Linked DNA regions of Homo sapiens: region 2 is linked to region 1. A link is a loop called in an ENCODE intact Hi-C map of the cell type or tissue named here. Cell type or tissue: heart left ventricle. All regions are shown on one strand. Links, peaks and the distances in the headings refer to the core of each region. The heading gives the core; the rest is flanking DNA.

What was found. Hi-C counts contacts between places; a loop is a spot of excess contacts. Peaks named below come from ENCODE experiments on the same cell type or tissue, not always from the same donor. Only the 100,000 strongest peaks of a DNase experiment are listed, where the experiment ranks them.
Region 2: a loop joins it to region 1, with 3 times the contacts of the local background. A loop is called at or near these places in 4 of 110 quality-filtered maps.

Annotation. Positions count from the first base shown.
Region 1 is chr1:212,233,524-212,248,681 of GRCh38, forward strand. It overlaps LINC02608 (long intergenic non-protein coding RNA 2608), which reads right to left. Exons shown (of 4, transcript NR_125984.1): 2 at 5,384-5,453. Among named protein-coding and RNA genes, the nearest start is that of LINC02608, 44 kb to the right of the region's middle. In heart left ventricle, for the core only: no CTCF peak of the experiment used is centred there; no DNase peak of the experiment used is centred there; H3K27ac peaks cover 1,629 bases.
Region 2 is chr1:212,184,082-212,199,239 of GRCh38, forward strand. No RefSeq gene overlaps it. Among named protein-coding and RNA genes, the nearest start is that of LINC02608, 93 kb to the right of the region's middle. RefSeq lists enhancers at 2,526-2,820, 2,771-2,820, 2,871-2,930. In heart left ventricle, for the core only: no CTCF peak of the experiment used is centred there; DNase peaks (open chromatin) are centred at 4,206 and 6,067; H3K27ac peaks cover 1,239 bases.

The DNA of each region.
Region 1 (15,158 bases), core at 4,123-12,122:
GGTTGGTTAGTAGGAATGAAACTCCTGGGGCACTCTTGGCTGAGGACTTGGCACTGGAAACATTCATGATCTGCTTATGCAGCTGGAATCTCCTCACATGCCCATATACTATTCTTTCTCAGTTCTCTACAGTAAAGGAATGGCAAAGTTATAAAAGTCAAAATCTGAAGAGGAGTGAAAACCTCCACTTAACCTTTAGTATCATCACTCCTCTTCTCAGAACTCGATCAAGATGTTATTCACAGGTAACAGTGACCTGGTTTGGATTTTCTCTTTCCTCCCTGGCTCTACATGTCTCATGGTCAAAAGAACTTGGAAGCAAAGACTTAGCCATCTACCATGGCCAAGCAAAGGAACCTGCATAACCCCCAATAGGCCTGGGCACAGTGGCTCACGCCTGTAATCGCAGCACTTTGGGAGACCGAGGCGGGCAGATCACGAGGTCAGGAGATCAAGACCATCCTGGCTAACACAGTGAAACCCCATCTGTACTAAAAAATACAAAAAAATTAGACAGGCATGTTGACGGGTGCCTGTAGTCCCAGCTACTCGGGAGGCTGAGGCAGGAGAATGGCATGAACCCGGGAGGCGGAGCTTGCAGTGAGCTGAGATCACGGAGCCAGACTCCGTCTCAAAAAAAAAAAAAATTAATAACCCCCAACCTGAATGAGAGTCCACAGGTTGGATCTGAAGTACCCAATAGTCCGTGTTCGAGGGTTCTATCCCCCTGAGCTCTCTGCTTTCTTTCTGCCCCAGAAAGGACTGCTGTCAGGTCTTTGCACGTTTGTGTGACTTTAAGTCAACATGTTTCCTCTCTCCAGGACACTTGTATTTTAAAACCTTTCTCTCCAGTATGGAATGAAATTTGTCCTTTGTTAAAGAAGCTAATGGTCCCAGGTGACAGGTTATTTTATGTATTATACCTGCCTAGGATGGCACAGTAGACATTGCCTACTAGAAAGAAGGTACTGCCACTTACAGGTTCACAGTGATATCCGGGGTGGAAGGGAGGACTCTTCCAGGAGAAAGCAAGGCATCCAGGAGGAGACCACCAAGAGGGCCTGTGTCCTTTGCAGGTTTCTGGGGGTGCAGAGTTATTCAGAAGTCTGCTGTTACCCTGACCCCATCCTCAGCAGAACTTCCTCCATCATTTCAGAAGGTAAAATGAGGCAACTAGAGCAAAGGATGAGATGGCAACTTCTGTTTTGCTTTTTTTTTTTTTTTTTTTTTTTCTGACAGGCAGTGTGTAGGGAGCTCTGTATGGGGAGTATGACTCACCAGTATTGGTCATGACTCTGGGCCCAGGATTCACAAGTGTTCCAAAATTAGCAACTGGCCGTGGTGTACACCCACAGAGCAGTTAGACATTTCCCATTGAAAACACTCAATGGGAAAGCTACAAGGATAAAGGGAAGGTTAAAAGAGCTGTAGATTATTACAGCTCTTCTAGTTAGCCTACGGAATATCTTCCTCTCTGCTTGTCCATTTATATTTCTCATTCTCTTTCTGGAGAACACATTCCTCTTTGCTTCAGCATTTAGTACTTGTTCATTCATCCATTTAGGAATTTTTTTTAATTGAACATCTTCCCTGTGTCTAGCACCGTTCTGGGTGTGAGGGAGGCATCAGAAATAAAGCAGTCCTTAGTCTCCTGGAGTTCATGGTTCAGTGGGCCAACCTTGGGCAAGTGACCTAATCTCTTAAAATTTCCTCATTTGTGAAATAGGCATAATAGGCCAGGAGCGGTGGCTCACGCCTGTAATCTCAGCACTTTGGGAGGCCAAGGCAGGTGGATCACCTGAGCTCAGGAGTTCGAGACTAGCCTGGCCAACATGGTGAAACCCTGTCTCTACGAAAAATACAAAAATTAGCCAGATGTGGTGGCACGCACCTGTTAATCCCAGCTACTTGGGAGGCTGAGGCAGGAGACTTGCTTGAACCCGGGAGGCAGAGGTTGCAGTGAGCCGAGATTGAGCCATTGTACTCCAGCTTGGGCAACAAGAGCAAAACTCTGTCTCAAAAAAAAAAAAAAAAAAAAAGAAAGAAAGAACGAAAAAAAAGAAATAGACATAATAATGTACCTGATTCATTGTATATATACAATGTATATATAGCACTCATCAGAGTGCCTGATGCTTAGCCGACATTTAATCAATGTAAGTTGTTAGCTTCTGTTGAGAAACTGGTGTGGGACTAAGATGATTGTTGTCCTGATTTGCCTGTTGGTGTCATAGTCAGATCTTCACCCTGGGAACTTAGGGCCTCAACAGTACCATGGCTGGGAACTTAGCTACAGTGGGGAGGGACCCAGAGATGCTGAGCTTAGTATATGCCTCCACTCCATTGGTCAAACTCGCTCAATCTAAAAGGAGCTGGGTAATCAGTGAGTGCTTGGTGGTGGTAATAAAGAATCTGTCTACGGTGTAATTCAATTTTGTAGTCGTTATCTTTTCCATTTTAGTGTAGGGACCCACCCAATCAGACAGCTGCACAATGAAAATAAAGGCTGGGAATGCCAGGGTGTGTCACTGGTTGTAGTCCCACGCTAGCAAGGGGAAAGTCAGGTTGCAAAACCAGCGCTGCCTGCCTTCAGTGGAGAAACCATGTAACCTCCCAGGCCTGCAGCTTCCCTAGGCCTCAGTTCCTTCCCTGGGCATCCTCCTTGGTGAGGTTTCTGGATCCCTGCAGGCACTGGTAGTTTTTGGTTTGGGTGCTCATATAAAACTCCTTACAAGTCTGTTAACACAATCTTATCTTACTGTCATTATTTGCATGTTAGTTCCTTAATAGGTCCTATTTCTTTCTGTCTTCCTGATGACCCTTCCAAGAGCTCCTTTAGGTTTGGAAAAGGCAGAGTAGATCCTCTGGCCTTCCCCAATGAGGACCTGGGTGGGTGGTGGTGGTAGTAGGGGGTCGGTAGACAAAGCCATCTTTAAGGAGGTGCCTTCTGCATCACCCTCCATTGTGAGATTCCAGGCAGGTGCCTTAAAATAGCTCTGCCACTAGCTGATCACTCAATCCCATTTACAAGGGCAAACCTTCTTCTGTCAGGGAGAAAAGGTTTAAACATACAGAGGGAGGTAACTGTTGCAGTAAGTAGCCTTAAAGCAAGCAGAGGGGCGCTAAATCATCTCTAAACTTCCAGGTCTATGATTCTAAGATCTTAATTATCCTAACTGGGAAGGAGAGAAGAAAAGAAAAAAAAAATAGGTGGCTTAGAAAGTGAGCAGAGAGTGTAAAGCTTGGAGATTTTTCTATTTGAGATTTGGCTGCATTTAGAGCCAGTTTTTAAGCATTGCCAGGTTCACCTTTGTAAAAGGCGTTTAGAAATCTGCCACTATCAGATTTAAATCAATCTGGCTAATTGGTGTGATTGGAAAGTTGCAGTGGGGCAAGTAATCAGATTGGTTCCGGAGCCTCCACCCTTTGCTGTGCCTGGGTGCTACCTCCTGCAGGGTAGCATATTCCCAATTTTTGTGGTTTTGCAGTGGCCTCCTTTCCTAAGCCCACTAAGCATTTTCCTGTTCTTTTGCAAGGTCTTCTTTTTGTGTCAGGGTGTGGTGGAGCCACACAGGACTGGCATGATATTCACCACTTGTTACTTATGGAACTTGAACATATTTAACCTCTCTGACCATCAGTTTTCTCATCTGTAAAATGAGACCACATTAACGTAGCTTATAGACTTACTATGAGAATTAAATGTATACATGTGTAGATGATCATATTAGACTTTAATTGAAAAGCTTTCCAGTAGGTGTCTTAGTCTGCTTTCTGTTGCAATAACTAAATCCCTGAGACTAGGTACTTTTTTTTTTAAAGGAATTTATTTGGCTGGGCGCAGTGGCTCACGCCTGTAATCCCAGCACTTTGGGAGGCCGAGGTAGGCGGATCACGAGGTCAGGAGATCAAGACCATCCTGGCTAACATGGTGAAACCCCATCTCTACTAAAAATACAAAAAATTAGCCGGGTGTGGTGGCAGGAGCTTGTAGTCCCAGCTACTTGGGAGGCTGAGGCAGAAAAAAGGAATTTATTTCTTACAGTTCTGGAGGCTGAGAAGTCCAGGGACAAAGGATTCCATCTAGTCGGGGCCTTCCTCTTATGGGGACCCTCTGCAGAGTCCCAAGGCAGCTTGGGACATCACATGGTGAGGGGGCTCATGAGAGAGAACCAACCTGGCTTTTTATAACAGACACACTCTTGTGATAACTAACCCACTCACACAATGATAACCTATTATCCATTAACCCAGGAATGGACTAGTCAATCCAATCATGAGGGCAGAGCCCTCATGACTCAGTCACCTCTGAAAGGCCCCACCTCCTGATACTGTTTCACTGGAGAGTGAGTTTCAACATGAGTTTCAAAGGGGACAGTTTCAAATTATAACAGTAGAATTATGTGCATGTCCAGGTGTGCCATTTAGTAGCTGTGAGACCTTAAACAAATTACTGTGCCTCAGTTTTTTTATCTGTAAAATAGAGATAATAATACTACCTACTTCAATGGTTTTTGGTAATGATTAAATGAGTTAATATGTGTAAAATGCTTGGCATAGTAATTGGCAGATGGTGTGTACTATGTTTTAGCTTTTAATATTATTATTATGCATATTATTATGCAACACACCCAGTCTAATACCTGGCACAGAGGAATGTTAAAAAAAAAAAAAAAAGTTTGAATCCCTGTGCTCTGACACCTTTAGCTCCAAACTTGCTGCTGCTACTCAGGATCTCCTTCCTCTCTAGTTGTCCTGTTTAGCTGAGCCTCTCTCCAGCTTATGTGAAACCGTGTCTTGGTAGCTGCTGGGCAATTAGGCATTCAAGGCCCATGTTTGGTGGCCTAGGTAGGCCAGCAGGCAAGTTCAGGAGGGACTGAATCGGTGAGAAGGACCAACAACTTTCACTGACCTCATGACTTCATTCCCTTTATTTGGGGTTCTAGCCTCAGGACACACCAGAGAGGGAAGCCACGGCGTGTCCTTCAGGCCTTCTCAGGAAGCAGGCTTTCCTGAAGGAAGCAGTCCCTAAAACAGACTTGCACCTCTACATTTTGTCAGCCCTGGCACATGCTGTAGGAGGTTCTGGGTTAGCTTCGATGGGGATGTTTTTTCAAGCCTGCAAACTGCAATAGGTGACAACTTCCAGTCCCAAGAGTTTGGCTGGCTCTGCGTTGAACACAAAGCTTCCACTTGCTGCTGAGGGCTGCTGTGCTCTGCCTGCCTTCCAGGGAGAGTTACTTCTGGAAGGCTGTCATGGAGGGAGGAGAGCTAGGCTGCCGGGCCAGCTGCCCACTACACTGGTTCAAACTGGCTGTGCTGGCTCAACAAGGAAAAGACAATCTCACTAATCAGCAGAATCAATCACAGATTAGGAGCTTACCCTGCGAAGGCACAGTGGAGGGTAAAATGGAACAGAAAACAAAGCCCATGTCCTCAAGGAGTTCGCCAAGCTGGTGGAGGAGACGAAAACACTTAAAGAGTAAACTAATAATAACAGGGTATCCGAAGTCACCAGTTTGTCCTTGCAGGTATCAGTGACCTATAGCACTCCTTAAACTCCTGTGGTTCTAGGTAAAACAAACCTTCCCAGCAGAGGCATAATACTACCTATTCTATACCAGGCATTCTTCTAAAGGCTTTTTAATATATTATTTTGTTTAGTTTTCACAGTGACCTTTTGTAGTAGGTGTTAATCTCCTCATTTTCAGATGAGGAAACTCAGGGTCAGACAGGCAAAGGGACTAACCAGAGATCCTCTAGGTAAGAAGTGATGGAACCAGGATCCAAAGCCAGGTTCTCTGGCTCTGGAGGCTGTCCCTTCACCCTCCAGGTTAAACTAGCCGGAGCCAGGGAGGGCGGCTCTGGGAACCACACTGGATAGGACTCCTTCCTCTCTGACGTTGTGGGGAATCCACTGTTGCCTGCTCCTGCCCTTGCTGACTAAAGGCCTCTTGTGTGTGTTGTGTTCAGTAACTTGAGGGAGAATCTGCTCAGTTTGTCCACCCACCACCCAAGGTAGGAATCCCTCTCAGGGAAGGGGTCTCCTGCCCCCTCATAGGCTTTGGGCCACTCCCAGATGGTTGCTTTTAGGGGAGAAAAGGATGCTAATCCAATCAGTTGTGACCAGGATGGTGGTAGTCACATGGCATAGGGGAATCAAATGGTTCCCCGTAACCATCTGATTGTTAGGAGGAGCTTGCCTAGTGCATGCATCTATAAAGAAGGATGTGACAGCTCCTTCCTCCCTACTTATGCTGTATTGCTGCTGGCTGTGCACTCAGAAGCCTTAAAAAACATACATGTTTGCACATAGTATATTTATAAGACTGTTAATAGTGAAAAATAAATGTAACTATCCAGCCATAGGGGATGTACCTAAACAACAGATTACCATATAACTGTTGAAATCAATGCTATATAAGTATACTTATTAACATAGAAAGATTTTTTTCAGTATGTTGCTAAATGTCAGGATCCACTTGAAAAACAGAATGAATAGTCTGATCCTATTTTCAGAAGGAAAAAATGTATATGTGTGTATAGAAAAACATTTTCATTTATACATCAACATATTAATGGAGGCTGTCTCTGATAGGAAGGATTTTAGGTTATTTAAGTTCTTTTTGCTTATGTGTATTTACATTTTTCTACAGTAAATATACATTTCTTATTTAATAAACCTGTTATTTTTAGAAGATCTAATGATGTTAGAAATAATCTTAATTTTATAAAAAGAATCATCTCACCTTAAATATGAGAAAACAAAATATCTGAATTTCTTGTTCTTTCTCCCTTTTTCCCCCTTGTTTTTGGTGGAAAGCAGATAGTATTCATTGTGGAGAATGATTCTAGGCTAGTAATTTACCTTAGAGCCATGGCATACGAGAGCTGGAAGAGATTTTAGGGATCATCTAGCCCAATTCCTTATTTAACAGATGAGGAAACTGGACTGAGAGGCTTAGCTAGTTCTATAAGTGCTCGGTAGCAAAACTTTGGTTGGAATCCAGGTCCTTGGACACAGTCCAGAGAATTTTCTTTTCTTTTCTTTTCTTTTTTTTTTGTTTCGAGACGGAGTCTCACTCTGTCACCCAGGCTGGAGTGCAGTGGCATGATCTTGGCTCACTGCAACCTCTGCCTCCTGGGTGCAAGTGATTCTCCTGCCTCAGCCTCCTGAGTCGCTGGGACTACAGGCATGTGACACCACGCCTGGCTCATCTTTTGTATTTTTAGTAGAGACGGGGTTTCACTGTGTTAGCCAGGATGGTCTCGAACTCCTGACCTCTGGTGATCCATCCACCTCGGCCTTCCAAAGTGCTGGGATTACAGGCGTGAGCCACTGCACCCGGCCCAGTCCAGGGCATTTTCTACACCACTATGACAGGCTGTTATATTTGCCTCGTTGACACATAGAGAGGACTGTAATCTTTTCGTGTGGAGGTAACAACTCTTAAGCGTAGAAAAGTTGTCATGCTGACCAGTCACTCTTCTTCAGTCACTATTCTACTGAGAGGAAAACATGGGTTTTAACTGATTGCAGATCCAATGTTGAGAGTTACGACATTGTGATGGGTGCTGGGAAAATAATTCTTGCAGTCCCTTATAGAAATCTCCTACCTAGAAATCTTATATGTGATTCCACAAGAAGGCAGAGGCCAGGCCACAAGCGTTTTTCCATGTCCCCTCCTCTTCTTCAGCTGTTGGGTCATAAATGCTGCTTGGGATATGTTCATTCCTCTTCCCAACATTTATCTTTCTGAAAAGTAGGTAGTGATAGTTGTTCAAAGTCAGCATACCATAAATATCGCTCTTAACCCTTTTGTGAAACCAGTTTTGAGATACTGCACTGATCATATTGCTTTGCCAACTCTCCTGGAGAATCCTTGGCATTAACTATATTGCGTCAGTTAAGACTTTTGGCTACACACATCAGAAACTCCCCTTGAACTAGTTTAGCAAAAAAGGGAATATATTAGCTTATGGAATCCATAGAAAGGTTGAGTATCCAAACTAAGAAAAGGTCAGGAAAACATGGAGCTGGGCCTCAGGAACCACAAGCACCAGGGACTTCACTGTGCCGGCCTTTGTCTCTACTGTGCATCTGTTTCTCACTCATGGTTGCTTCATTTCTCTTTTACTGCAGACAGGCTATCTCCATTTCCATGGCCATATTTCCATAGGACAGTTTCTATCACCAGAGATGAACTTAGCTGATCTTTCACTTGTTCTAAGTTAAGAAATCCCAATGGGAGGGCCAATGTGTGTTCCAGCTGTGACCAGGTTCTGGGTCATCTAAGAACATGATGTTTCCAACATGAACACATTGTCTAGGGGAAAAGCAGGTCTTAGAAGATTGGGAGGTAGTGGGCTAAGACGAGGATATCCTTCACCCCTAGCTATTCCTTAGAGATAATAAGTTTGATGAGGAGGCAGAACAATTAGGTGATGAGTGAGAATTCTTAAGAAGTGAAAATAAAAATCCTGAGAGTGTGGATGTGCCTGGCCAGGGTCATCCATTTTTACAATGTTTTGACATCCAGTGAAAAAATAATTGCAGTGAATCTCTCCCTGACTTGGCCCCCAAAGAGGCAGACCTAGGTATTTTAGGACCTGAGTCAAGTTTGAAGAACTGTGCTGTCTCTTCCCAACCTTCTCTTCAGAGAACTAAACCACGGGGGTAACAATCCTGTAATTTTGGCCGTATTTATAAATCCCTGATCCTTTATGTAGCGCATTTTTTCTACTCTGCGCTTAGTCTGAATGTTGCTATTTTCACAGAGGAAATCAGAGGAAAGAGACTATAATTATAGGTCAAACACCAGCTCCGGAAACAGTGAAGGCAGCAGAGAGCCTATGACTCCCTGCCCTCTTCCGGGTTACACCCTGGACATCTCCCCGTTCTTTCCTGGAGCCTAGGTCAGCTCTTCGCCTCTTTATCTTCATATCTTTGCTGTCTTGTTTTCCAGTCCAGCATATCATGAGACAAAAAGGGAAAGTTACAACCAAAAGCCAGTGAGTTAAAACTGCACGATACTTGGGCAAGCCTGCCTCTTGGAGATAATTCAAATGGAAAAGAAAAGACAAAAAACCCCACAACATTTCAGGTCATTGGCCTTTTTAAACAGACCGCCGGCAATATTTACTCCTCCTGAAATAGCACAGTCACATGAAATAAAACCGTGTTCGGTAAAGCCTGCAAAACAAAAGGACAACTTACAGGCTGGCATGCTCACTGAGGGCCTTCTGTTTACCGGCCAGATCAGGGCTCTGCTTCCGGGCTCTCTAGCCACCTTCTGCCCAAACCTGCTGGAGAGCTGTGGGGGTCAAGGTCAGATTTTCTTGGAGACCCTCCCCACTCTTTTCCCCTTAAATGATTTGGAAAGGCAGGTTGAGAGTTGGGAACAGGGCTGTGAAGAGTATGTGGCTGATGTGGCCTCTACTGTAGAAGCCCAGGTTGTGAATGTCGCAGGAGGAGCTTCTAATGGTGTCTGCCCTTGTCCAGCATGGTCACCTCTGTTTCCTCTCTGTTCTTTACTCCTTACTTCTTAATGCATTTACCTCCCCCACACCTCCCCCAGACCCCTGCCTTCTCTCTCTCTCATCTGTTTCCCCCCCTCAGCCTATCTTGTATTCCCCTTTTGCCTTCTCTCCTGACCTTAGTTCTGCCAAGGACCCTTCATGGACCTTTAGTGATTAGTCCAACTGTTGCCTGGAAGGTCTAAAGTAGCTGCTAATGGTGAGGTTAATGAATGTACAGTCACAGGCCAGATCTGGGGTCATGGTGAATTCCCACTGAGACTGAGACTTCACTGAGGACTCAGGGGAACCTTCTCAGTCTCATTCTTTAAGCTTTTCCTCTCCATTACTGATATTTCTTTGTAAAAATCCAAAAACCATTTAAAATAATACATTATACCTTGTTTCTCAAAGTCTTTTTATATCCGTTGATTTCATCTTTACATCAACCTTGAGAGGGAGGCAAAACAGTTGAGGAAAGAGAAAAACAAAGAAGCTCAACAACATTCCCAAGTTAGTTACAGAGCTATGTTCTCTGCTCCCTGGGTTCTCCTGAAGCAGGAGAATCTCTTGAACCCAGGAGGTGGAGGTTGCAGTGAACTGAGATCGTGCCACTGCACTCCAGCCTGGGTGACAGAGAGAGACTCCATCTAAAAAAAAAAAAAAAAAGAAGAAAGAAAATAAGATTCATTCCATACACCAGAGAGGGATCCTCCAACACCCAGGGTGAGAAGTACATTATCAGGCATCCCTGGCTTATCAAACACTGGACACTTTGTTGACAATCAACTTTGTCACCTGGAACTTCATGAAACAGATTTCCCTGAGTGTCTGTGTTTCCTTCCTTTCTTTCTTTTTTTTTTTGAAACGAAGTTTTGCTCTTGTCGCCCAGGCTGGAGTGCAATGGTGCAATCTCAGCTCACTGCAACCTCCACCTCCCAGGTTCAAGTGATTCTCCTGCCTCAGCCTCCCAAATAGCTAGGATTACAGGCGTGTGCCACCACACCTGGCTAATTTTTGTATTTTTAGTAGAGACGGGGTTTCACCATGTTGGCCAGGCTGGTCTTGAGCTCCTGACCTCAGGTGATCTGCCCGCCTTGGCCTCCCAAAGTGCAGGCCTGAGCCACCACGCCCGGCCTGTGTTTCCTTTCTTTACATCAACCATCTAGCAGCTACTGGTTTCATTTTCTTTTGCACATGCCAAAGTATGTACAGTAAGTGGAAGAGTTAGCCAGAGATGTATATAATGTACTCTTATTTTTTCAAATGATTCAAAAGAAAATTATGACTGTAAAAATTTACTTTTAGGCCTCTAGTGGAGCCTCGCTCTCTCTTTCCTTCTCTCTCTTTCTCTCTGTCCATCTATCTATTACAGATACTAAGTGCTCAGCACTGTGATGTAGGAGGTTCTGATATATTTGTTGGAAAAAGAATCCTCGAGAAACAGTGTAGCAGAAATGTGTGCTTTCACTTCTAACAGCCAGCACTTGCATCTCTATGTCAAAGGGCTGCTCTCAGGCTGCCAGGACCCCCTTTGCATGAAGGCACAGAGAGCTGAAGGGTCTGGACTTTACACACCCGGAAAGCAGCCCTTACCCAGTGACTGGCAGGTGCAGTGAGTAAACACTCCACTCTGAGGTCTCACTTACACTGTCACTGCCCTGTGGGACTGAGCTCAAGTTACCCTCTGTGGGATTTCACTTGATTCCATATCCTTTTCTGGATTCCACATCTTTTTCTGGATTCCACATATTCCTCATTCCACCTTCTCACACCCCTACTGTTTTTTCCTGGGAACACATCCTAAAAAAAATCACGTCCACACCAATTCTTGTCTTAAGATGTGCTTCTGAGGGAACCTAGCTGAAGACAGAGAGTTTGTTTTGTCTTGGGCTCCCTCCCAACCCAAGTCTCTAGGATCAGAGTGAGTGAGAGAGATGGGGGAGTGGAAGAGCAGGCCTGTCTTCAGACACCAGAAGGAGACGTAATTAAAAGCTGAAGATGGTGCCTTCCTAAGGACCGGTGATACAGTTTGCATGTCCCTTCCAAATCTTATGTTGAGATGTAATTCCCAGTGTTGGAGGTGCGGCCTGGTGGGAGGTCTTTGGGTCATCGGGGAGAATCCCTCATGGCTTGGTGTTGTCCTAGTAATAGAGAGTTCTCATGAGATTTGGTTGTTCAAAAGTGTGTGGAACCTCCCCTGGCTCGCTCTCTTGCTCCTGCTCTTGCCATGTGAGGCACCTGCACCCCCTCCACCTTCGACCATGATTGTAAACCTCCTGCGACCCTCACCAGAAGCAGATGCCAGCACCACGCTCCTTGTACTGTCTGCAGAAGTGTGAGCCAATCAAACTTCTTTTCTTTATAAATTACCCAGCCCCAGGTTTTTTTTTTAATAGTAATGCAAATGGGCAGCACTCAAGCAGGGAGAGACAGTGTTCCCAGGTCTGCACAGAATGTATCTCTAGTGCAGAGGGGAGAGGACTGATGGTAACTGAATATCACTTGACACCTCAGGGTTCCCAGTTTGAAAAATACCAGGAGATGGAACCCATGTGGGAAAATGACATCCTTAAAGTAGGCAGAGGGAGCAGCTTCGAGGCCTTTCTTCCAGGTGGTTTCTTGGGGGCAGATGTGCATGAGCAGACTTAGGCCTGAGTGCATGAGAACCATCATCTGGGATGCCCAGAAATAACTGGGAGAATGAATGAAGCACTGATACATACAACCACATAGATGCACCTTGACAACATGCTAAGGCAAGAAGCCAGTCATAAAAGGCCATATACTGTTTGGTTCCATTTATATGAAATGTCCAGAACAGGCAAAGCCATGGAGACAGAAAGCAAATTAATGGTTGCCAGGGGCTGGGAGGAGATGGGAATTAATGGGAAGTGACTGTTTTGTGGGTAGGGGGTTATCTTTTTCAGTGATGAAAATATTCTGGAACTAGATAGTGGTGATGGTTGTACAGAGTTGTGAAATACTAAAAGCCGCTGAGTTGTACACCTTAAAATGGCACATTTTATGATATGTAATTACATACGTAAACCTCAATTTTAGAAAAGAAAGAACTAGGAAATTTGAGGTGGCAGAAGAAAAGCTGAGGTCCTGATTCACAAGAGGAAGTTGCAAGTTAGTAAAATATTTGTTGTTAATGCTACTTTCTCTTCATTTATTGCCTGAATTGTTTCTCATTTGCCTGGTGATGATTGGGATCATCTGTGTTACATGAGACAGTATAGAATTCAGTGCTAAGTTGTGCAGCACACATTCTAAGTGTGGAAGGTGGGTTGTATAGATCACATACTGTACAACCTCCGTGTCTGTACATGGTAGCCCTGGTCAGTTACATATTTCTGCAAACTTCAACACAGGATCTCCACATACAAAGATAGAATGCTAGATTCTTTCTTCTAATTGTTTCAATGGAGTGCAGTGGCGAGATCTCGGCTCACTGCAACCTCCGCTCCCGAGTTCAAGCAAATCTCCTGTCTCAGCCTCTCAAGTAGTTGGGACAACAGGCACACGCCTGACTAATTTTTTTGTATTTTTAGTAGAGACAGGGTTTCACCATATTGGCCAGGCTGGTCTCGAACTCCTGGCCTCAAGTGATTCACCCGATTCAGCCTCCAAAGTGCTGGGATTATAGGCATGAGCCACCACACAGAACCTGAGACCATGTCTTTTTAAGCAAAGGGATTCCCCCCTTTCTTTGCTGCCTTGAGTCGGGGAGCTATAGGTTCTTCCTGATGCTGTGATTTCCCTACCTGACTCCAAACTGGGTATACACCAGGGGCCTGGCACTGGTGCCCACCCTATGAGAGTCTTCAACCCTGGATAGGGTTCTGTTCTGTTTGCTACGGATCTTCCCAGATTCTTCTCCAAATGTCAGGGTTGGTACCTGGGTCCAAAGATTTGCCTCATTTCTGAGGCAACAGAAAAGCAGATTTGATTTCTGGAAGTCATTATGGCATCTGATTTTTCTTGGTCACAATACACTCTAACATGGAGTAGGCTAATTATGATAATACATTTGATATAAAACTATAGTGAAATTGTAGTCTAAGCACTAAGGCCAGTTCAAAAGTCATTACAAGTTTTCTTTTTCAGTGAAAGAAAAAGGAAGTTCCAATTAAAATGTAGGATTTAGCTCCAACCATCCAGTTCTAGCATTTCCTAAGCTTTTGGGACTAAAAATAAATCATTTTCTGACAGTAGTTAGACAGTTCCTTTTCCTCTGAACAGCACGGTCTGAGAGATAGTTAACTTCCCAGCATTCTTCTGTGTATTGTGCGGCGGGTCCAGCCCTCCGCTCCTCACCTCCACACTTCCACCCCGCGAGAGAAATCAGCATAGATGGGTCTCTCCTCCACGGCCTGCATTTCATAAGGGGGTCTGTCTCCAGACACCCAGGTTGGGTGTTTACTTGAAGGCTTGGATGGATAGGAATGCCACTTTCTTATTCCAGAGCTGGTGGAGTGCCTGCTCCCCGCTACTGGCTGTGAGCCAGAGATGGCCTAAAGTCTAAACATTCCCACTATGTAGGCATGTTTTCAATGTCCCTGAGCTTGAGTCACATCTGAACTCAGAGTTTCTGCCTCCTGAGGGAGTTTATGTGGTTGTGTCTGTGTGCTGGTGGGGTTTGTATATGCATATTATGGATTGGAGTGTTTGTGTGTATGTATGGGTGTATTCTGGGAGTTAAAGTGGCTAAGTGTACATATAAAAATTGATATTTATTGTGAAACAGTCAAACAGTAAAGAAAAATGTAAGTTAAAAAACCATAAAATATCACTTTAGTGGACACTTTCCCATGTATTTCTACACACACACACACACACACACACACACACACACACGTAATTTTCTATAAGTGTTATCAATATATTGGAAGGCTGTTTTCTAAGCTAATAATAATAAGAATGGAGAGTGAGTGCTTGCTGTGTGCTAAGTACTGTGCTGGTCCCTTGTCCCTTGATATAGATTAACCTCACTTAATTCTCATGGCCACTTTATGAGGTAGGTACTATCATTATCCCCGTTTTACAGATGAGAAGACTAAGCCAGAGAGAGGGTAGATAAGGTTAGTCTCAAGTGGGTGGCCACACAGCTAGTAAGGGAATGGAACTGGGATTTGGACTCATCTGACTCTGGGGACTCTGTTCTTGACCACTGCTTGATAAAACCAGGTGACAGTAGGCAGCACAGCTGGGCAAGGGTTATTCTTTCATCATTTACTGAGTACCTGACATGGACTAGGCCATAAAAATCCATACAAGACACAGATCTTCTTGAGGCTCAAAGTCTTTTGAAGGAGACAAATGTGTAAGTAAATGATGGCAATTCAGAGTAATTAGGCAAATTACAAAGAGAACAAAAGGGAATCCATTAATACTACCTGAGGAAATTGTAGAGATAACATTGTAACTGTGTCTCAAAGGAAAAGGAGGAGCTGTTTGTTGGGAGTTAAGGTTGGGTAGGATGGGAAGGAAGGGGAAAAGGCCACTTTAGGCTGAGCAAATAACATGTGCAAGGGTATTGGAAATCTTAAGTGTGTGGTGTAGCTGCAGGTAAAGAGTAAGGGAAGGTCTTTGGCTCATGCCTGTAATTCCAGCACTTTGGGAGGCCGAGGTGGGTG
Region 2 (15,158 bases), core at 2,534-10,533, 51 kb before region 1:
GTGTCCCTGAAAGAAGGGAGGGGAAAACCAAGGTCAGTCCTATGATTGCTTCAGTTTAACTGGCTACAGGCAGTTTCCTGGCTGCAGTGTGGGGAAGAGGAACCCAAGCACAGCCTCGTGCTCTCACTGAGTTGAGAGACTGAAGTTTAGGAATGCTGAGATGGCGAGAATTTGAGAGGCAACATATCAGGGAGGAGGAACCTGCCCTGCAAGAGAGCTCCAGAGATCTGCAGGTTGATAATTTGACTGGGTACTGATCTGTGCATGTAGGAGAGAAAACAACATGAAACTGCGTAAAACAAACATACATGCAATAGAAAGCAAGGACATCGGGCCGGGCGCGGTGGCTCACACCTGTAATCCCAGCACTTTGGGAGGCGAAGTGGGCAGATCACGAGATCAGGAGTTTGAGACAAGCCTGGCCGATATGGTGAAACCTCGTCTCTACTAAAAATACAAAAATTAGCCAGGCGTGTTGCCATGCGCCTGTAGTCCCAGCTACTCAGGAGGCTGAGGCAGGAGAATCGCTTGAACCTGGGAGGCGGAGGTTGTAGTGCGCCGAGATCGCGCCACTGACTCCAGCCTGGGCGACAGTGACTCCGTCTCAGAAAAAAAAAAGAAAGAAAGAAAGAAAGCAAGAACACCCCAAATTCCTGAAGGTCACGGAATTCAGTTCCCATTAGGCAGAGTGGAAAGACCTCATCACACACAGAGCATTAAGTAGAGTCCACAGAAGGGTATGGTCATGGTGGTGGGGCTAAATAAGCCCTAGACTACCTGTTGCTCTGGACCCACCCTAACAAAGCTTAAAAGCAAGCCTTGAAGGGATCAGATTAAATCTAAGTAACTTAACTGAACAAAGTAGAGCATTATTTAAAGGATTACAACAAAATCTAGTATCCAACAAGGTAAAATTCACAATATCCAGCGACCAGTCGAAGCTTGCCAAGCATGCATCACAATAGGAAAATAGTACCCATAACTAGGAGAAAAGTCAGTCAGTAAAAACAGACCCAGAAGTGGCAGAGATGATGAAATTAGCAGATAAGAACCTTAAAAACAACTACTATAAGCATGCTTCACATGCTGAGGAAGATAGAAAACCTGAGCCAGGTGTGGTGGCTCACGACTGTAATCCCAGCACTTTGGGAGGCAGAGGCGGGTGGATCACTTGAGGTCAGGAGGCAGAGGCGGGTGGATCACTTGAGGTCGGGAGGCAGAGGCGGGTGGATCACTTGAGGTCAGGAGGCAGAGGCGGGTGGATCACTTGAGGTCAGGAGGCAGAGGCGGGTGGATCACTTGAAGCCAGGAGTTCGGGACCAGACTGGCCAATACAGTGAAGTCCCGACTCTATTAAAAATACAAAAATTAGCTGGGCGTGGTGGCATGCACCTGTAATCCCAGCTACTTGGAAGGCCGAGGCATGAGAATTGCTTGAACCCCGGAGGCGGAGGTTGCAGTGAGCTGAGACACCACCACTGCACTCCAGCCTGAGCGATAGAGACTCTGTCTCAAAAAAGAAAATAAAAATAGATAGAAAACATGAACACAATGAAAGGATAAACTGAAGATACAAAAAAGATCCAAACGAAACTCCTAGAGATGAAAAATACATTTGAAATGGAAAGTATACTGCATGGGATTAAGAACAAATTGGACGATGCAAAAGAAAAGATCAATAAATTGAAAACATAGCAATAGAAACTGTCTAGAGAAAAACAACTAAAGAAACAAAAAATAAAGAGAGAGAGGTAAAGAGAGTGAGCTTCAGTTACCTGAGAGACAATATTAAGCAGTTTAACATGGAATTTAAGTCCCAGAAGAGGGGAATAAGAAATTTTTTTTGAAAAAATAATGGCTGAAAATTTCCCCAAATTGATGAAAACCATAAACTCACGCATACAAGAAGCTCAATAATCTCCAAGCAGAGTAAATATAAAGAAAACTGGCCAGGCACAGTGTCTCACACCTGTAATCTCAGCACTTTAGGAGGCTGAGGCAAGAGGATCGCTTGAGCCCAGGAGTTTGAGACCAGCCTCAGCAACATAGTGAGACCTTGCCTTTATTTAAAAAAAAAAAAAAAAATGAAGGCATGGTGGCACACACCTGTGGTCCCAGCTACTGGAAAGGCTGAGGTAGGAGGATTGCTTGGGCCCAGGAGGCAGAGGTTGCAGTGAACCGAGATTGTGCTACTCTAGTCTGGGTGACAGAGTGAGACTCTGTCTCAAAATAAAATAAAAAATCAACCTTGGACCTTCGTTTGTCACCCAGAAATTCAGTCAACGGGTCAGTCCATCAGACCAATAGCAGTAGTGAGCACCACTTGCATAGAGAAAAAAGCCAGCCCGCCAGGATAAAATAGGAGGGTCCCGAGGCCTTAACTGTGCAGAAGTGCTTCCCACACAAAGGTTTCCTCACCTGTCAGTGTCTACCCCAACAAGCACCAGAGAACCATCATGAAAATGTACAGTGAATGTGAGGGAGGGCCAATCACATTAACATTAAATGTGAGGGAGGGCCAATCACATTAACATTAAATGTGAGGGAGGGCCAATCACATTAACATTAGCAGGACTGTACCTTGAAACCGTTAACCCTGGGAGAAAGAATGGTTGAACAGTAAGCTTTCTGCATTGTTGAGATGAAGCCAGCAACAGTAGGCAAGAAGGTCGTAGCAGGAAGAAGGAAGTATTCTCTGGAGACCAACTCTCCTGTTTCAGTTTCGTCCCTGGGGCTAGTCCTGCTGAGTCCTGTAAGGTAGTAGTGTGGTGGTTCTTAATCTTTTTTTTTTCTTTTCGTGTTGGAGGCACATCTTTGACTATTAGAATTTGGTGTAGCAGATTTGAAAAAATATGTATTGTAAAACTGAAAATGATACCAAAGTAAGCAGTAATTTCACCTGCAGTCATTGCCAAAATATTAAGTTCTCACAGCATTTACAGCACTCATAGAGGCAGCACCAGTTTTCGGTCCTTCTATAATACATCACCATCTAGAAACGGCCTGTTTATAGACCCCTAAAGCCATCTCTTACATACTCTAGAGACAAAGTTCTCATGTGTTCCAGTCAACACAGGAGTTTTTTTGTTGATTTGTTTAGGGTGGGGGTGGTGGGTGCTGGCTCCATGTCATATTATTTCCTCCTCTATCTAGAAGAAAGTTTACGTCGCTCTCTGTACCCATAATGTGAACCCCTTGAGTCAGCAGTGAGTATTCTGACATACACTGAATCCTCAGTTGTAGCAAAAAGTGATTTTTTTTTTTTGAGATGAAGTCCCACTCTTGTCACCCAGGCTGGAGTGCAGTGGCACAATCTCAGCTCACTGCAACCTCCGCCTCCCGGGTTCAAGTGATTCTCCTGCTTCAACCTCCCAGGTAGCTGGGATTACAGGTGGCCTGCCACCATGCCCAGCTAATTTTTGTATTTTTAGTAGAGATGGGGAGACGGGGTTTCACCGTGTTGGCCAGGCTGGTCTCAAACTCCTGACCTCAGATGATCTACCCGCCTCAGCCTCCCAAAGTGCTAAGATTACAGGCGTGAGCCACTGCTCCCGGCCCTCAAAAGGTGATCTTTAGTATTTTTAGTAGAGACAGGGTTTAACCGTGTTAGCCAGGATGGTCTCGATCTCCTGACCTTGTGATCTGCCCATCTCGGCCTTCCAAAGTGTTGGAATTACAGGTGTGAGCCACTGCACCCAGCCGCATTGGCCAATATTTGACAGTGCCCTGTGAAAGGATTGGCAGGAGAAGAAAATAAATAGGAAACAGTTTTCCAGCCACAAGAAATTCAACTCAATTCAATCAAGGCTGACTAAACACCTGCTGCATCTAAGTCCTTGAGCCAGGGTGGGCTTCTGTCCCTAGCAGAGGCTCTTCAGCCTGGAGGCGCACCGCTGGGCTGGGGCAGGACCAGTTAAAAGTGAGGAAACCATACATGTACGTCAGAGATATGTTTTCTCTCTTTTCCCTTTGGGAAGATGTTCTTGGGAGTTCTTTGCCAGGAAGTTGGTCACTTCCTGCCCAAATGATGAGGTTTCCAAAAGGTATAAATAGATTCACTTGCCACATGGAATTGGCTGAAGATGCCTCCACATGCCAGAAGGAAGCCTTGGGAGGGTTCTTTCCAGTATCAGGGAGCTCAGAGACAGGAGGCAGCAGCTGCCAGAGAAGCAGCACCAGCACCAGCCGGGCCCAGTGGGCTTCAGGGCTGAGGGCAAAAGGGCCTGGAAAAGTAACAAGTCTGTTGCGGAAAGTGCCGGGACTAACGTGCTGTGAGTACGGTGAAGCATATGAGAGAAAAGAGCATAGTAAATGATGAATAAGTATAAGAAATGCGGCCGGGCGCAGTGACTCACACCTATAGGCCCAGCACTTTGGGAGGCCGAGTCGGGCAGATCATCTGAGGTCAGGAGTTCGAGACCAGCCTGGCCAACATGGTGGAACTCTGTCTCTACGAAAAATGCAAAAATTAGCTGGGCATGGTGGCGCACACCTATAATCCCAGCTACTCTGGAGGCTGAGGATGGAGAATTGCTTGAACATGGGAGGTGGAGGTTCCAGTGAGCTGAGATCATGCCACTGCACGCCAGCTGAGGCAACAGAGTGAGACTTCGTCTCAAAAAAAAAAAAAGTAAGAAATGCGTTTGTAAGGATCTGCAGAAGGAAAAAAGAAGACTACTAGAAATGTCAGTACCTGCTCAGTGAGTCATGCAGGGTGAACCACATACAGGAAGGGGTCAGAGGGTGCAAGAAGGGGAAGAACATGATAACTTATAGGGCCAAAGGCTGTGAGACTCACCTGGTTGTGCTAAAGAATTCTCCATGTAGGCATTGGTGTTACATTCAAATTTGTGTTGCACATATATTGTTTTTGTGTAACTTTAAGTGCGTACTAAGTTCTATTGGTACTTTATCCATGGGAGTAATTAAATTATCAAACACATCCTTTTTTGCTAATGGTATTGCTCTGCCAAGGTAAAAAGGACCCCTGCCTTGGGCCTTTGCTTTAGACCTTAATTATTCAAAGTGTGGCCCTTGTACCAGCAGCATCAACAGCACCTGGAAGCTTGGGAGAAATGCAGAATATCAGGCCCTACCCCATACCTACTTAATAAGATCCCAGGTGATTCACATGTGCATTAAAGTCAGAGAACTGTGCTTCCTCCAGCTGTGTCTCTCCTCACTGCAGGCACGGTCCTCAGGGCCAAGGAGACGTGGCCATCCAGCACCCCTTCCCTTCTAGATCATGCTCCAGGTAGCTGGGACACCAGAATACTCTGGACATTGGCCCTCTCTGACCCTGCCCCCAGAGTTTTTGTGGCCCATCCCCTCAGGGATGGCCTCATTGCCACCATGAGATCTCTGGGCCTGAGAGGTGGCCTCGGGGCAGCTGTTGGCAGGACATGTGGACAGAGGTTGGACCACATTCTGGAGTATCCACAGGCTTGCATATGAGGTCCCTTGGACAGAGCCAGAAGCAGGAAAGGAAGCAGAGGAAGGAAGTCATCGTGTCCTGTGCCACCACATTTCAGGGCAGGACTCCAAGTAATTCAAGAATCTACATTTGAAATTGTTCTTCCAGGTCATTCTAAAAGTATATTTGTTGGCTGGGTGCGTTGGTTCACACCTGTAATCCTATCACTCTGGGAAGCCAAGGTGGGCAGACCACCTGAAGTCAGGACTTCAAGAACAGCCTGGCCAACATTGTGAAACCCCGTTTCCATTAAAAGTACAAAAATTAGCTGGGCATGGTTGTGTCTGCCTGTCGTTCCAGCTACTTGAGAGGCTGAGGCAGGAGAATCGCTTGAACCCAGGAGGCGGAGGTTGCAGAGAGCCGAGATGGCACCACTGTACTCCAGCCTGGGTGACAGAGTGACACTCCATCTCAAAAAAAAATAATAAATAAATAATAAAGGTATATTTATCAAGCTAGGATAATAAAACACATTTTATTTAACAGTTTATTCTCAAGTGAGGAGCACCTCTGCCCAGCCGCCCCACCATCTGGGAAGTGTGGAGCGCCTCTGCCTGGAGCCCAGCTGTCTGGAAAGTGAGGAGCTCCTCTGCCCGGTCGCCAACCTGTCTGGGAAGTGAGGAGCGACTCTCCTTGGTCGCCACAATGTCTGGGAAGTGAGGAGTGTCTCTGCCTGGCCGCTCCATTGTCTGGGAAGCGAGGAGCGCCTCTGCCTGGCCGCCCCACTGTCTGGGAAGCGAGGAGCGCCTCTGCCTGGCCGCCCCACTGTCTGGGAAGTGAGGAGCGCCTCTGCCTGATCGCCCCACCATCGGGGAAGTGAAAAGCCCCTCCCCCTGGCCCGCGCCTCCCGCCAGCCGCAGCACCATCTGAGAAGTGAGGAGAGCCTTTGCCCGGCTGCTGTGCAACCCTCCAAGTGTGAAGTGGCAGCCCTGTGTGTGATCTTTCTGCCCTCCCCAAGTTTGCATTTTCAATATTAAAGTTTACTTTTAAATTAGAAGTTTTAAATTGCAGAATTATATTTTTAGAAAAGTTTATTCTCTTGATTCATAACTTTGAAATATCTAGACGTATGGTACATGTCACGCCATTTCTGCTCTTTCCTGCACCTCCCAAATGTTTTAGTTGTAGCCAAAGTACACAAATCTAAGAAGATCCAAATGATCATCCTCACATTGACGGGTTCCTAGGCAGAGTAGGACTTTGGAAGACAGATGGGTTTGTCTACAGCCCACCTATCCAATGTGTAATAAAAAGAAGAACATATACTTCATAACTTGAAAAGGGGTGTTACAAAGGAAAATGTGGATTCTAGAAGGGAGAGCAAAAACAAATCAAGAACCAATCATTATGCAATTTGACAAGTGCTACGACAGAGGTGTAAGTAGAATACGTGTTAGCCCAGAGGAGTCAGAGAGTACCTCAGCAGGGAAGTTTCCACAGCGAAAGCTGGATGAGAAGGGGTTTTTAGAAAGTGGCCATTTCGACCAGGTGCAGTGGCTCATGCCTGTAATCCCAGCCCTTTGGAAGGCCAAGGTGGGTGGATCCCCTGAAATCGGGAGTTTGAGACCAGCCTGACCAACCTGGAGAAACCCCGTCTCTACTAAAAATACAAAATTAGCTAGGCATGGTGGTGCATGCCTGTAATCCCAGCTACTCGGGAGGCTGAGGCAGGAGAATTGCTTGAACCCGGGAGGCGGAGGTTGTGGTGAGCCAAGATTGTGCCACTGCACTCCAGCCTGGGCAACAAGAGCGAAACTCTGTCTCAAAAAAAAAAAAAAGTGGCCATTTCAATAGGAAAAAGGTTGGGAAGGACAGCCTGTAGCTCAGGCTGGCTGGAGGACTGAATGTGTAGAGGGAGTGCTGAGGGCCAAGGCTTCAGAGGTGGGCAGTACCAAGCCGTGGAGGGTCTTTATTTAGGAGTTCAACATTTCCCAAACTGCTCAGCAGTCATCTTGGTGCCAAAAGAGTTTACTAGAATATTGCCAAAATTTTTCTTCTAAAATCTATTTAAACATATATGTAAAAAAAAAATGTTAAGTGGAACTACTGGATGTCCATGTGTGGAAAAAAAAATCTAGACACAGACTTTATACTCTTCCCAAAAATTAATTCAAAATGGATCATAGACCTAAATGTAAAACCTGAAACTATAAAACTCCTGGGAGATAACATAAGAGAAAAATATAGATGACATTTTAGGTATAACATCAAGGGCACAACCCATGAAATAAATAATTGATAAGCTAGACTTCAATAAAATTAAAACTTCTGCTCTGCAAAAGACGTTGTCAAAAGAATGAGAATATAAGCCATTGACTAGAAGAAAATATTTGAAAAGAGACATCTGATAAAGGACCGTTATCCAAAATATTAAATAACTCTTAAAACAGCAATAAAAGACAACTCTATTAAAAATAAGCAAAAGACCTGAATAGACACCTCATCAAAAAAAGATATACAGATGGCAAATAAGGATATGAAAAGATATTCAACATCATACATCATTAGGGAATTGCAAATTCAAACAACGAGACACCACTATGTACCTATTAGAATGGCCAAAATTCAAAACAATGACAACACCAAATGCTTGCAAGGATGTGGAGTAATAGGAAATCACATTCATTACTGGTGGAAATGGAAAATGGTACAGCTACTTTGGAAGACAGTTTGGAGGTTTCTTAAACTTTAAACATACTTTTACCATACAATTCAGCAACTAAAACCCTGGGTATGTATCCAAATGAACTGATAACTTATGTGTACACAAAAATTTGCACAAGTATGTCTACAGCAGTTTTATTCATAATTGCCCAAATTTGAAAGTAATCAAGACATCTTCAGTAGGTGAATGGATAAACTGTGGCATGTCCAGACAATGAAATATTATTCAGTGATGAAACGAAATGAGCTATCAAGCCATGAACAGACATGAAAGAACCTGAATGCATATTGCTAAGTGAAAGAGCAAATCTTAAAATATTATATACCATATGATCTCAACTATATGACATGATGGAAAAGGCAAAACTATGGAGGCTCTAAAAACATCAGTCATTGTCAGGGGGGAAGGGAGAGAAAACGATGTTTAGGTGGGAGCACAGAGGATTTTTAGGGCAGTAAAACTATTCCATATGATCCCATAATGGTGAATGTATGTCATTACACATTTGTCCAAACCCACAGAGTGTACAATACCAAGAATAAACATAAACTATGAACTTTGGGTGGTAATGATGGTGTCAGTGTAGTGGTATAGTGTCAGTATATTACTTGGGAGTGGGATGTTGACAGTGGAGAATGCTGTATGCTGCCCAAGAGAGGATAGAAGTGTATGAAAACTGTGTATTTTTTTTCCCAGCTTAACTGAAGTACACTTGACAAAAATTGTATGTATTTATTGTGTACAATGTGATGTTTTGAGATACCTATACACTGTGAAATGACTACCACAATCAAGCTAATCAACATATGCGTATCTCACATAGCTACCTTTTGTGTGTTGAGAACCACTTAAGATGCACTTTCTTAGCAAATTTCAAATATACAATACAGTATTTTTAACTACAGTCAGCATGCTATGCAATAGATTTCTAAAACATATCATCTTGCATAACCGAAACTTCCTACCCTTTGGCCAACATCTCCCCATTTTCCCCCAACCCCCCAGCCCCTAGCAACTATCATTCTACTCTGCCTTTATGCATTCAACTTTGTTAGGTTCCATATATAAGTGAAGTCATGCAATATTTGTATTTCTGTATCTGACTTATTTCACTTAGCATCATGTCCTTCAGGTTTATCCATGTTGTGGTAAATGGCAGGCTCAAAAATATTCCATTATATTGCATACATTGTGTATACACACACAATGGAATACACACCCCTGCCCCCCCCCACACACATTTTCCTTTTCCAGTCATCCATCTACAAACACTTTAGGCTGTTTCCATATCTTAGCTATTGTGAATAATGCTGCAATGAACATGAAAGTGCAGATATCTTTTTGAGACACTGATTTCATTTCCTTTGGATATATACCCAGAAATTGGATTGCTGGATCATATGGTAGTACTATTTTTAATTTTTTGAGAAACCTCCGTACTGTTTTCCATAATGGCTATACCAATTTTCATTCCCACCAACAGTGTCCAGCGTTCCTTTTTCTCCACATCCTTACCAACACTTGTTATCTTTTGTCTTCTTTATAATAACCATTCTAACAGATATGAGGTAATATCTCATTGTGGTTTTGATTTGCATTTCTCTGATAGTGATATTGAGCATCTTTTCATAAACCTGCTGGCCATTTGTATGTCTTCTTTTGAGAAATGTCTATTCAGGCCCCTTGCCCATCTTTCAGTTGGGTTTTTTTTTTTTTGGCTAACTGTACTTTTTGCTCAGTTTTACTGTGAATCTAAAACTGCTCTAAAGAATAAAATCTATGTAAGACCAAAAGATCTAGTGAATAAGTAAATGGAGGATAACAGACAAATCTCCCATGCAGAAGAATTTCAAATAATGTATATAGTTACTCCACCCCAAAGGATGGGGAGCATAAATCCCTGCTTCTTAAGTGTGGCTGTATATACAGTCATTCCATCCTCTGATATCTTAGAGGGACTTATCTGAGGACCCTCACTGATATAGTTTGGATATTTATCCCTGCCCAAATCTCATGTTGAATTGTAATCCCCAGTGCTGGAGGTGGGTCCTAGTAGGAGGTGTTTGGGTCATGGGGTGGATCCCTCGTGGCTTAGTGCTATCTTTGCAATAGTGAGTGAGTTCTCACAAGATCTGGTGATTTTAAAGTGTGTGGCACCTCTCCCCACACCCGCTCTCTGTTGTTCCTGCTCTGGCCATGTGATGTGCCTGCTCCTACTTCACTTTTTGCCATGAGTAAAAGCTTTCTGAGGCCTCTCCAGAAGCAGATGTTGGTGCTATGCTTCCTATACAGCTTACAGAACCATGAGCCAATTAAACTTCTTTTCTTATAAATTACCCAGTCTCAGGTATTTCTTTATAGCAATGCAAGAATGGTGTAGTACAAAAAACTGGTACCAGAAGTGGGGCATTGCTTTAAAGATACCTGAAAATGTGGAAGCAGCTTTGGAACTGAGTAACAGGCAGAGAATAGAAGACACTGGAGGGCTCAGAAAAAGATAAGAAGATTAGGGAAAGTTTGGAACTTCTTAGAGACTTGTTAAATGGTTGTGACCAAAATGCTGACAGTGGTATGGACAAAGGCCATGCTGATGAGGTCTCATTTGGAGATGAGGAACTTACTGGGAACTGGAGAAAAGATCACCCTTGTTATGCTTTAGCAAAGAATTTGGCTGTATCATGTCCATGCCCTAGAGATCCATGGAAGTTTGAAGTTGAGGGTGATGAGCTAGAATACCTGATGGAAGAAACTTCTAAGCAGCCAAGTGTTTGAGATATAGCCTGGCTTCTTCTAACAACCTATGCTCAGATGTGGGAGCAAAGGAATGACTTAAAGTTGGAACTTATATTTAAAAGGGAAGCAGAGCACAAAAGTTTGGAAATTTTGCAGCCTGGCTATGTGGCAGATAAAGAAAAAACTTTTTTGGGAGAGGATTTCAAACAGACTATGGAGCAACCACTTGCTAGAGATATTTGCATAAATAAAACAGAGCAAATTGATCATGTCCAAAACAATGGGGGGAAAGGCCTTGAAGGAATTTCAGAGACCTTTGTAGCAGCCCCTCCCATTACAGGTCCAGAGGCCTAGGAAGGAAGAATGGTTTCATGGACAGGGCCCAGGGCCCCACTGCCCTGCATGGCCTTGGGACACCACTCTCCACATTCTGGCCACTCCAGCTCCTGCCGTGGCTCAAAGGAGCCCAGGTATAGCTTGGGCTGCTGCTCTGGAGAATACAAGCCCTAAACGTTGGCAGCTTCCATGTAGTGCTAAGCCTGCAGATGCAGAGTGCAAGAGTGGTGGATTCTTGGCAGCCTCCACCTAAATTTCAGAGAATGTATGGAAAAGCCTGGCTGTCAAGACAGAAGCCTGCTTATGGGGGCAGGGCCCTCACAGAGAACCTCTACTAGGGCAGTGCAGAGGGGAAATGTGGGGTTGGAGGCCCCCAGCAGAGTTCCCACTGGGCACTGCCTAGTGGAGCTGTGAGAAGGCAGCTACCATCCTTAAGACCCCAGAATAGTAAATCCACTGGCAGCTTTCACCCTGCACCTGGAAAAGCTACAGACATTCAACTCCAACCCATGGGAGCAGCCATGGGGCTGAACCCTACAAAGCCACAGAGGCAGAGCTGCTCAAGGCCTTCAGAGCCCACCCCTTGTGCCACTGTGCCCTGGGTGTGGGACATGGATTCAAAGGAGATTATTTTGGAGCTTTAACTTTTAATGACTACCCTGCTGGGTTTTGAACTATTGGGTTTTGAAAGGGGCCTGTAGCCCTTTTCTTTTGGCTGATTTCTCCCTTTTGGAATAAGAATGTTTACCCAATGCCTATACCCCCATTGTATCATGGGAGTAAATAATTGTTTGATTTTATAGGCTCATAAGTGAAGGAACTCATCTCTAGACGACACTTTGAACTTACTTGGGTCTTCTGAGTTAATGCTGGAATGAGTTAAGATTTGGGGGACTGTTGGGAAGGCATGATTATATTTTGCAATGTGAGGAGGTGACACTTGGGAGAGGCTGGGGCAGAATGATATGGTTTGGATTTTTTTTTCTGCCCAAATTTCATGTTGAATTATAATCCTCAATGCTGGAGGTGGGGCCTGGTGGGAAGTGTCTGGATCATGAGGGTGGATCCCTCATGGCTTGGTGCTGTCTTTGTGTGCTGTCTTTGTGATAGTGAGTTCTCATGAGATCTGGTCATTTAAAAATGTGTGGCACCTCCCCAGCTCACCCCAACTCTCTCTCTTGCTCCACCTTTCACCATGTGATTCCCCTGCTTCTGCTTCGCCTCTCATGAGTAAAAGCCCCTAAGGCCTCTCCAGAAGATGAGGAATGTCAGTGCCATGACTGTACAACCTGCAGAACTGTGAGCTAATTAAACCTCTTTTCTTCAAAAACTACCCACTCTCTGGTATTTATTCATAGCAACACAAGAATGGCCTAATATACCCACAGATCCACAGATATCAAAATCCACACATACGCAAGTCCCAAAGTGGGCCCTGACGAACTCAGCCATACACAAAGTCAGCCCTCCCTATCTGCTGGTTTCAAATTTCTCCAATACTGTATTTTCCATCCACATTTGGTTGTGAATGTGGAACCTGCGGATACAGAGGGCTGACTGTATTTATAAAAAAAATCTGCGTATAAGTGGACCTGTGCAGTTCCAACCTGCATTGTTTTTTTTTTTTTTTTTTTTTTTTTTTTTGAGACAGAGTTTCTCTCTTGTTGCCCAGGCTGGAGTACAATGGCACGACCTCGGCTCACTGCAAGCTCCGCCTCCCAGGTTCAAGCGATTCTCCTGCCTCAGCCTTCCGGAGTAGCTGGGATTACAAGCATGTGCCACCATGCCAGGCTAATTTTGTATTTTTAGTAAAGACGGGGTTTCTCCATGTTGGTCAGGCTGGTCTCAAACTCCTGACCTCAGGTGATCCACCCACCCCGGTCTCCCAAAGTGCTGGGATTACAGGCGTGAGCCACCACACCCGGCGCCCCAACCTGCATTGTTGTAGGGTCAACTGTACCGCCTTCCTTCCAAAGAATACAGTATGAAAAGCAGGAGATGGAGTAACTTTACAGTGGAGGTGGTTAAGGTCAAAATCAACAGTGATAAATTGTGTTGACAGTATATACCCTTGAATGATGTGATGAAAATAGTACCTTATCTCTGTGATCTTCTTGTTAAAAAAACCCATGATCTCAGTCACACAAGAAAAACATCAGACTGAGCACAGTGGCTCACGCCTGTAATCCCAGCACCTTGGGAGGCCAAGGTGGATGGATCCCCTGAGGTCAGGAGTTCAAGACCAGCCTGGTCAACATGGTGAAACCCTGTCTCTATTAAAAATACAAAAATTATGCTGGGCTTGGTAGCTCACGCCTGTAATCTCAGCACTTTGGGAGGCAGAAGTGGATGGATTATGTGAGGTTAAGAGTTTGAGACCAGCCTGACCAATATGGTGAAACCCTGTCTCTACTAAAAATACAAAAAGTAGCTGGGTGTGGTGGCAAGCACCTGTAATCCTAGCTACTTAGGAGGCTGAGACAGGGGAATTGCCTGAATCCGAGAGGTGGAGGTTGCAGTGAGCTGAGATCGTGCCACTGCACTCCAGCCTGGGAAACAGAGAGAGATTCTGTCTCTCAAAAAAAAAAAAAAAAAAAGAGCCGGGCACCATGGCTCATGCCTGTAATCCCAGCACTTTGGGAGGCCAAGGCAGCTGGATCATAAAGTCAGAAGATGGAGACCATCGGCCGGGCGCAGTGGCTCATGCCTGTAATCCTAGCACTGGAAGGCCGAGGCGGGCGGATCACGAGGTCAGGAGATCAAGACCATCCTGGCTAACACGGTGAAACCCCGTCTCTAGTAAAAATACAAAAAAAAAAATTAGCCGGGCGTGGTGGCGGGCACCTGTAGTCCCAGCTACTTGGGAGGCTGAGGCAGGAGAATGGCGTGAACCCAGGAGGCAGAGCTTGCAGTGAGCCGAGATCACACCACTGCACTCCAGCCTGGGTGACAGAGCAAGACTCCGTCTCAAAAAAAAAAAAAAAAAAAAAAAGAAGATGGAGACCATCCTGGCCAACATGGTGAAACCCCATCTCTACTAAAAATACAAAAATTAGGCCAGGTGCAGTGGCTCATGCCTGTAATTTCAGCATTTTGGAAGGCCGAGGCAGGCGGATCACGAGGTCTGGAGTTTGAGACCAGCCTGGCCAACATAGTGAAACCCCGTCTCCATTAAAAATACAAAAAAATTAGCCAGGTGTGGTGGCGGGCACCTGTAATCCCAGCTGCTCGAGAGGCTGAGGCAAGAGAATCACTTGAACCCAGGAGGTGGAGCTTGCAGTGAGCCGAGATCGCGCCACTGCACTCCAGCCTGGGTGACAGAGCAAGACTCTGTCTCAAAAAAAAAAAAAAAAAAAAAGATCCAATGACACTATGATGCAAATAAAGTGTTTAATGCAACAGCTGGTCTCGCACAGAGGTGCAGTTCACATTTACTGAATGAATGAGTGAGCAGATGAATAAAAGTTTCATGTGGCCTCTACCTCCAAGGGACCCCAGCTTGTCCTTCAACAGTATTTATTGGAAGTGCTAGGGAGGATTCGCTTGGAAATTTAATTTTGCCGGGTGCCGTGGCTCATGCCTGTAATCCTAGCACTTTGGGAGGCCGAGGCAGGCAGATCACGAGGCCAGGAGTTCAAGAGCAGCCTGATCAACATGGTGAAACCCTGTCTCTACTAAAAATACAAACATTAGCTGGGGGTGGTGGCATGAGCCTGTAATCTCAGCTACTTGGGAGGCTAAGGCAGGAGAACTGCTTGAACTCGGGAGGTAGTTGCAGTGAGCCAAGATCACGCCATTGCACTCCAGCCTGGGCAACAAGAGCGAAACTCCATCTCAAAAAAAAAAAAAAAAAAAAAGAAAGAAAAGAAAAAAGGAAAACATCAGACAAATCCCAATGGAGAAACATTCTACAAAATACCTGACCAGTACTCTTCAAAACTGTCAATCAAG